Regions from separate parts of the Homo sapiens genome. Here region 1 is linked to region 2. Evidence: chromatin loops called from intact Hi-C (ENCODE). Cell type or tissue: heart left ventricle. All regions are shown on one strand. Links, peaks and the distances in the headings refer to the core of each region. The heading gives the core; the rest is flanking DNA.

What was found. Peaks named below come from ENCODE experiments on the same cell type or tissue, not always from the same donor. Only the 100,000 strongest peaks of a DNase experiment are listed, where the experiment ranks them.
Region 1: it touches region 2 in a loop (3.0-fold over the local background); 1 of 110 quality-filtered maps calls a loop at or near these places.

Annotation. Positions count from the first base shown.
Region 1 is chr18:56,561,791-56,566,184 of GRCh38, forward strand. No RefSeq gene overlaps it. Among named protein-coding and RNA genes, the nearest start is that of TXNL1, 75 kb to the right of the region's middle. RefSeq lists an enhancer at 1,542-2,043. In heart left ventricle, for the core only: a CTCF peak has its summit at 2,060 (motif pointing left); a DNase peak (open chromatin) is centred at 2,022; H3K27ac peaks cover 560 bases.
Region 2 is chr18:56,242,511-56,246,904 of GRCh38, forward strand. No RefSeq gene overlaps it. Among named protein-coding and RNA genes, the nearest start is that of LINC03069, 53 kb to the left of the region's middle. In heart left ventricle, for the core only: no CTCF peak of the experiment used is centred there; no DNase peak of the experiment used is centred there; H3K27ac peaks cover 761 bases.

The DNA of each region.
Region 1 (4,394 bases), core at 167-4,166, 320 kb after region 2:
ATTAGTAGAAAGAGGGCAGACCCTTGCCCTCTTCTTTGAGCATCCCAGGAAGGGCTGTCAGGTCCACAGGGTTCTCCTGTGAGAGGGAGCTCAGGGCATGGGCCCTCATGTCCACATCCCATCTCTGCCATTTCAGCTGCGTGACTTTAGGCAAATGTCCCTGGTTTGATCAACTGTGGAATGAGGGTAATAAATGTTCCTGCCTCATACACTTATGATGAGGATTTTTTCAGTTAATATGCACGAGGCACTTAGAATAGGGCATGGCACACAGAAAGTTAACCGGCCGGGCACAGTGGTTCACACCTGTAATCCCAGCACTTTGGGAGGCAAATTATGAGGTCAGGAGTTTGAGACCAGCCTGGCCAACACGGTGAAACCCCGTCTCTACTAAATATACAAAAATTAGCCGGGCATGATGGTACGTACCTGTAATCCCAGCTACTCCAGAGGCTGAGGCAGGAGAATCGCTTGAACCCGGGAGGCAGAGGTTGCAGTGAGCCAAGATTGCACCACTGCACTGTAGCCTGGGTGACAGAGCGAGATTCCTTCTCAAAAAAAAAAAAAAAAAAAAAAAGAAGTTAACCAATGGTAGCTATGATTATTGGCTATTGCCCAGTTCTTAGCATTTCCTCTCCACAAAATAACCAGTTACACTTCTGAAATTGGACTTTAATTATATTACACAATAAGGATATGTCCCTAGCTAAATTGTACTTAGCAGTGAAATTGATCATAGACAATGAATTACAGGATTTTCTACATAAAATTATCTACAGTATTTATGGGTTGAATTGTGAGTCCCGATTTCTCTCAGCATAAAGGAGTGGCTCATCTCACACCATTCCTCCCAGCATGCATGGCTCGTCCTCCCCCTGCAGTCACTCAGCCGGCTGCTGGGGATGTCTTCGTCATTAAGGCTCTGTGCTCTGGGAGGAACTAACACAAAACTCTCAATTCCCGATCACCAGGACCAATTGCCTTTCCTGTAAATGCTTGCAGCCTCACACTTGCTGCTTTCTACTGCTATACCCTCTTCTCATGCTGCTGCTGTAGCCACCCAACAACCTTCTCAGAAAACAGTAGATTATTTCCAAGGCTCTCAATCCCGCTGGCTCCTCCCAGGGAAGAGAAGCTTGGAGGGAGAGAGGTTTCATAGATTCCCCCTAGACTGCAAGGTTTTGTGAGATGGGTAAGAGTACGGACCCACTCCACATAATGCCCCGGGCAGAATCCCAGGGAGAAAAGGCTTTGTGGTGCACCCGGGGACACAGGGACCAACAGGACCAGCCTGGGAGCCCCAGCTCCTGAGACCCCCCAGACCTGGGCTCAGAGGGAAAATCTAGTGAAACTGCCTCAACTCGAGGGACCGGGAGGACAAAGCTGGGAAGGCCTTTCCCTACGTGTTTATACCGCATTCCAGCCACCTTGGACTCCAATGTCTGGGATCATTTGTCCGTGTTGAGTACAGGGTCCTAGGATTCAGCAAGAAAGGAACAATCCTTGCCCTCCTGGAGCTTACAATCTAGTCTGGGGTAGAGACGAGTGAGCAGACAATTACAGTAAGTCCTAAGGGTGGCGGAGACTAAAGGACTCAGGGAAGTCTCTCAGAAGGAGATGGTTGCTAAGCTGAGATTGAAAACAATAAACGGAGTTTCTGTTCATCTCTTGCATAGCCCCTCCCCCTTGCATGATATTTGGGCAGAAAAGAGTTGGCAGGGGACAGTACCACCAAGAGGAAATTTTGCCATGGGAAGGGGGCCTGCGGACATTCCCCTATCCCTTCACTGTTCAATTGCTTTTCCTTCCCCTCCTAAAAGCTAAGCAGTGGAATCTTACAGGCTAAAACCAGAGACTGCACACAGTGCTTATTTCTAACCCTTGACTATCCGCTACCCGCTACCCGTGGATTAGAGAAGCAGGGTAACTTGACACCAGGCAATTTGACCCCGTTGGGAACACCCACAGATCAGGCCCAGTTCCCCTGCTGGCCGCCATGTGGCTGCCTGTGCCCCTTGCAGCCAGTCAGCCCCCTGGTGGCCCTCACCAGACTGTCCCACACCCCTGACACGGGGCTGCAGATGTTGCCGTTCTATTTTAGACCACAGCACAAGGAGGTGGAGGGGACAAATGTGCCTCACACCTCATGCATAGTACCAGGACCTTGGCTGCCTCTGCTCCTTGTTTCAGGACTTGGGGTGGAGTCCTTGAAACACTTCACACAGCACTTTACACTCTATAAGGCATGGGTGGCTCTTGCCATCTACCAAAATGAAAAGCCAGCAGCATTGAGGCCTTGAAGTGAACTGCCACAGATCACACCACCAGTAAGAGACAATCTGGACTTGCACACAGTTCTCTCTGGCTTTGGCCCACTGTAGTGATCCATTTTAAAGGAAGAAACTTTAGGCTGGGCACAGTGGCTCACGCCTATAATCCCAACACTTTGAAAGGCCGAGGCAGGAGGATCACTTGAGGCCAGGAGTTGGAGACCAGTCTGAGGAAAACAGTGAGACCTTGTCTCTACAAAAAAATTACAAAACTTAGCTGGGCATGGTGGCACGCACCTGTAGTCTCAGCTACTTGGGAGGCTGAGGCGGGAGGATCCCTTGAGCACAGGAGTTTGAGGCTGCAGTGAACTATGATCATGCCACAGCACTCCATCAAGGGTGACAGAGCAAGACCCTGACTCAAGAAACAGAGAGACTTAAGAATTATCAACTCATGAAACAACTACTCCTACTTCTGGTTTTATAGTTCAGTTCCAAAAACAGTATATTATATTTCCCTCTATACTTTCATCTAATATAGTTCAAATTTGAAAGTACCAGTTTTACTGGACCACTTAGTTGAAATACATGACCCAAGAAACCAAATACTCTTACCAATTACAAATGTGTTTTTACATATTAACTGCCACTTTGGGTCTGTAATCAATTCAGAGCTTGTTAGATAAACAAAAAGTCATCTCCTTTGTTTGAGGTTTATGTGTAAGTTAATAAACGTATTATTCATTTCCAGCGCTGTCAGCATTTGGTCTTTAGCTCTGATGTATATTAAAAACAACTGCATGAATGGTACGTGTGTGTAAGAACATATACAGCTCATATATTCATTACAGAGATACATGCAAAAGCACAGAGCATATTTTTAAATCCTGGGATCAATATAGTACCATATTCTTAAGTAGCTGTTGAGATGAAACACACATACCCTAAAATTTGTACAGCTTCTCAGTAGGAGAAAGCTCCAGAAACAGCATGAAAAGTCACACCAGCTGCTGAAGAGGAAGCTGCCTGGGCCTTGAAACACGCTGCAACTGGACTAATGTCTTCCGATATTATGTCATTAATAAAAATCTATCATCTCAAACTTACGCATCTGAGTCTCATTTTTTAAATGTGCTCTTTATTTTTGTCCTCAGACTACCCTGCAGCTCCTAGATCTTGTTTCGTTCTGGGTGGAAAGGAGAGAAGAGGTGGGTCACTCCCCGGCTAGCCCACAGTCCTGGAACTCTTAGCCATTTTGTCTGGTGATGAATGCAGGCCTGAGAAATATCTAAGGAAAAAACTGCGGTGATCCAGATCATAATATATGATAACAGTTTGTAGGTTTAAAAAAATGCAAAGAAACAGAAAAGCCAAAAAAATCTAATCAGACCTGGTTTTGATGTGTGCAGTTTACTTTTATTTTATTGGCAGTTAAAACTCGTCTTGTATTTGGAAACATTTTGAAATTTGTCCCTGTAATGTTTTCAATTAGAAGCTTTCTTGCATGTGATGCATCAAGGGAAAAACAACACTTAGAGTTAGAACTAAGGTACTCCCAGAGACAAATATGATTAATGGGATAATCTTGTAGATTACAATAGTTAGAGGCAGTTCCTGCCATTCCCTGCTCTCCAAGGACTGGGACTACTCACTCCAGTACAAACAGCTGCACATTCCTCAATACCATTATTATCCAACGCAAGGCCACATTCAGCATGTTAAAATTCCTATAATATCCACATTTGGCAATTTCCTATTGTGCAACTTCAGTTTCAGAAGTTAAAGCTTCAAGTTCCATGTGATTACTTGATAGAGTTTACAAATGGAATTGATTTTCTCAAGCGCCATTAAAGGTTGCTCTGTGAGAAACCAAACAAAGACTGCCCCAACAAGCAAAACAGCTTTTATGTGGCACATTGAAAATATAAAGGGCAGTCCTGTCATCTACCAGTCAGTCCCCCAGAGTCCCCCCTGAGGGGCAGGTGAACGTTTTTATTCCTGTTTTACAGGGAAGAAACAATCACAGAGAAGTTAAGAGACTTGTGCGGGGCTTGGCTGAACTGATGGTGGAGAAAGGATTAAGAAAGCCAGACTCCCTGTCTCTGGCTCCCATGTTCAATCCAC
Region 2 (4,394 bases), core at 295-4,294:
TGTAAATTTGTTTGAGTTCATTGTAGATTCTGGATATTAGCCCTTTGTCAGATGAGTAGGTTGCAAAAATCTTCTCCCATTTTGTAGGTTGCCTGTTCACTCTGATGGTAGTTTCTTTTGCTGTGCAGAAGCTCTTTAGTTTAAGTAGATTGCATTTGTCAATTTTGGCTTTTGTTGCCATTGCTTTTGGTGTTTTAGACATGAAGTCCTTGCCCATGCCTATGTCCTGAATGGTAATGCCTAGGTTTTCTTCTAGGGTTTTTATGGTTTTAGGTCTAACGTTTAAGTCTTTAATCCATCTTGAATTAATTTTTGTATAAGGTGTCAGGAAGGGATCCAGTTTCAGCTTTCCACATATGACTAGCCAGTTTTCCCAGCACCATTTATTAAATAGTGAATCCTTTCCCCATTTCTTGTTTTTCTCAGGTTTGTCAAAGATCAGATAGTTGTAGATATGCGGCGTTATTTCTGAGGGCTCTATTCTGTTCCATTGATCTATATCTGTTTTGGTACCAGTACCATGCTGTTTTGGTTGCTGTGGCCTTGTAGTATAGTTTGAAGTCAGGTAGCGTGATGCCTCCAGCTTTGTTCTTTTGGTTTAGGATTGACTTGACAATGAGGGCTCTTTTTTGGTTCCATATGAACTTTAAAGTAGTTTTTTCCAATTCTGTGAAGAAAGGCATTGGTAGCTTGATGGGGATGGCATTGAATCTGTAAATTACCTTGGGCAGTATGGCCATTTTCATGATATTGATTCTTCCTACCCATGAGCATGGAATGTTCTTCCGTTTGTTTGTATCCTCTTTTATTTCCTTGAGCAGTGGTTTGTAGTTCCCCTTGAAGAGGTCCTTCACGTCCCTTGTAAGCTGGATTCCTAAGTATTTTATTCTCTTTGAAGCAATTGTGAATGGGAGTTCACTCATGATTTGGCTGTCTGTTTGTCTGTTATTGGTGTATAAGAATGCTTGTGATTTTTGTACATTGATTTTGTATCCTGAGACTTTGCTGAAGTTGCTTATCAGCTTAAGGAGATTTTGGGCTGAGACGATGGGGTTTTCTAGATATAAAATCATGTCATCTGCAAACAGGGACAATTTGACTTCCTCTTTTCCTAATTGAATACCCTTTATTTCCTTCTCCTGCCTAATTGCCCTGGCCAGAACTTCCAACACTATGTTGAATAGGAGTGGTGAGAGAGGGCATCCCTGTCTTGTGCCATTTTCAAAGGGAATGCTTCCAGTTTTTGCCCATTCAGTATGATATTGGCTGTGGGTCTGTCATAGATAGCTCTTATTATTTTTAGATACGTCCCATCAATACCTAATTTATTGAGAGTTTTTAGCATGAAGGGTTGTTGAATTTTGTCAAAGGCCTTTTCTGCAAAAAGACAGCAGTAACCTCTGCAGACTTAAATGTCCCTGTCTGACAGCTTTGAAGAGAGCAGTGGTTCTCCCAGCACACAGCTGGAGATCTGAGAACGGGCAGACTGCCTCCTCAAGTGGGTCCCGAACCCCTGACCCCTGAGCAGCCTAACTGGGAGGCACCCCCCAGTAGGGGCAGACTGACACCTCACATGGCCGGGTACTCCTCTGAGACAAAAGTTCCAGAGGAACGATCAGACAGCAGCATTCACGGCTCATGAAAATCTGCAGTTCTGCAGACACCGCTGCTGATACCCAGGCAAACAGGGTCTGGAGTGGACCTCTAGCAAACTCCAACAGACCTGCAGCTGAGGGTCCTGTCTGTTAAAAGGAAAACTAGCAAACAGAAAGGACATCCACACCAAAAACCCATCTTTATATTACCGTCATCAAAGACCAAAAGTAGATAAAACCACAAAGATGGGGAAAAAACAGAGCAGAAAAACTGGAAGCTCTCAAACAGTATTAATTGAAATCATGACTGTTATTTCACTCCAAAAGAGAAGATTTAAAAGTCGTAAAGACCTTGACAAAGAAAAACTCTGCTGTTTGAGGAGGTGAGTAGGCAGTGGCCTGGGTAGACACTGCCTTTCTAACTATCACCACAAAGCAAGCTCCTCTTTCACCATAGGAATAAGGGCTATTAGGAACAAAGGTATGTATCAGCTCCATTTCTCATCCATTTAATTTAAAGTAGCTTGCATCTACCTTAGGGTCCAGGGTACACAGCAAGGAGCGACACAGAAAATTGAAGAGCTTGTTCATTTCCTTTGCCTCTATTCCACCATGGTTGCTCTGCTCCCAGGTCCCCAGACTCTCCCATGTTCTCATGTCTCATTCAACGTCTGACTGTAAACCATAAAAAAGAATGAAATCATGTCTTTTGCAGCAGCATGGATGGAACTGGAGGCCAATATCTTAAGTGAAACAACTTCGAAACAGAAAATCAAATACCGCATGTTTTCACTTATAAGTGGGTGCTAAATAATATGTACACATGGACATACAGTGTGGAATAATAGACACTGGAGACTCAGCAGGGTAGGAGGATGGGAGGGGAGTGAAGGATGAGAAATTACTTCATGGGCACAATGTACATTATTCAGGTGATGGTTACATTAAAAGTCCAGACTTTGCCATTATGCAATGTATCCATGTGACGAAACAGCACTCTTAACTCTTAGAGTTAGACAAATTGACACAAATCTCCCTACCCAAGTGTCCAGGGAGAAACTCTCAGCCTTCAAGGACACCTTAGGCTTCCTGAAATGAATTTTCCTACAATGTTTTACTAATGGGTAACATCTTTAAAACAGAATTGTTCGGCCAGTCGCGGTGGCTCACGCCTGTAATCCTAGCACTTTGGGAGGCTGAGGTGGGTGGATCACCTGAGGTTGGGAGTTCGAGACCAGCCTGACCAACATGGAGAAACCCTGTCTCTACTAAAAGTACAAAATTAGCTGGGCGTGGTGGCGCATGCCTGTTATCCCAGCTACTCAGGAGCCTGAGGCAGAAGAATCGCTTGAACCCGAGAGGCAGAGGTTGTGGTGAGCCAGGGTCACGCCATTGCACTCCAGCATGGGCAACAAGAACAAAACTCTGTCTCAAAAAAAGAAAAAAAAAAACAACCCAGAATTGTTCTTAAATTCATTTCACCACTTTATGAAATAATCTGCAGAGATTTATCTTATCACAGATTTCTTTAAAGTGTTTCTTTTTCACAATAAATCACCTGTAAAACTATACATAAGCCATGGCAAATAACTCTTGGTAAAACTATTTTCTTTCTAATTAATACAAAATTATGATGGTAAAGAAGTGAGAATTTGAAAGATTTGAGCTCTATGACTTTTTTTTTCTTAAGGAAAACACAATGCAGCCCTCATTTAACAATGCGTTTTGGTGTTTTTGAACCAGTTCCTTCTCAGTGTTATCTGATTTTGGCAAACATACCGGAAAGACAAGATTACAGTCCCCACACTCTCTCCTTTCCAATCTTTCTGGAACCTTATTTGTATCTCTATGTCAACAGAGTGAAGAAAAGATAGTGTTTTATTTGAGCAGCCCACAGCTACTGGCATACTTCTTAATTAGTGTCTGTGACCAGTTAGCATTGTTTAGATTTCATTCAACACACTTCCCCAGAAACACAGTGCTTCGTGGCGGCTGCGGTATGCACCAGCTGTCTTTAATCTCTCAGGACCCAATTCACAGACCAAAAATTCTGTTATGAGCACAAATCTCTGAGTGGGCATTTGTTTATTTTCTGCTTAGGAGACAACTTCCATATATCTCTGCCATTAAAAATAAATCAGTACATAAAATAAATACTCAAACAAATACAACAGATCAAAAGCTGAGTAACTCACTTCCAACTAAACTGAACTAAAGGCTTGGCTCATGGAAGTGCCACCTCTGTTTGGTCAAGAAAATACTGCTCTTCTCTTAGAAATAATAAACTCATCCTTAAAAGCCAGTTTGAAGACTAAACATACCCATGACAAAGAAAAAGGACAAACAAACTTATGGCTTCAGGCAAAAACGTCATTATTTCCATTGGCCAAGCCATGTACATTCCATTTCTTTTAGAAGTGTTCTACTGAATGGCATCTTAATTTATCTCTTTTTTTTTTTTTTTTTTTTGAGACAGAGTCCCGCTGTGTAGCCCAGGCTGGAGCACAGTGGCATGATCTCGGCTCACTGCAACCTCCACCTCCCGGGTCCCAGTTCAAGCAATTCTCCTGCCTCAGCCTCCCAAGTAGCTGGGATTACAGGCATGCACCACCTTGCCCAGCTTACTTTTGTATTTTTAGTAGAGGGGGGGTTTCACCATGTTGGCCTGGCTGGTCTTGAACTCCTGACCTCATGATCTGCCCACCTCGGCCTCACAAAGTGCTGGGCATCTCCTCTTTTCCTAAATGTGCAAACAGAAATGTCTGCAGACAATGCTTGCTCATGGACACCTGGATGAGT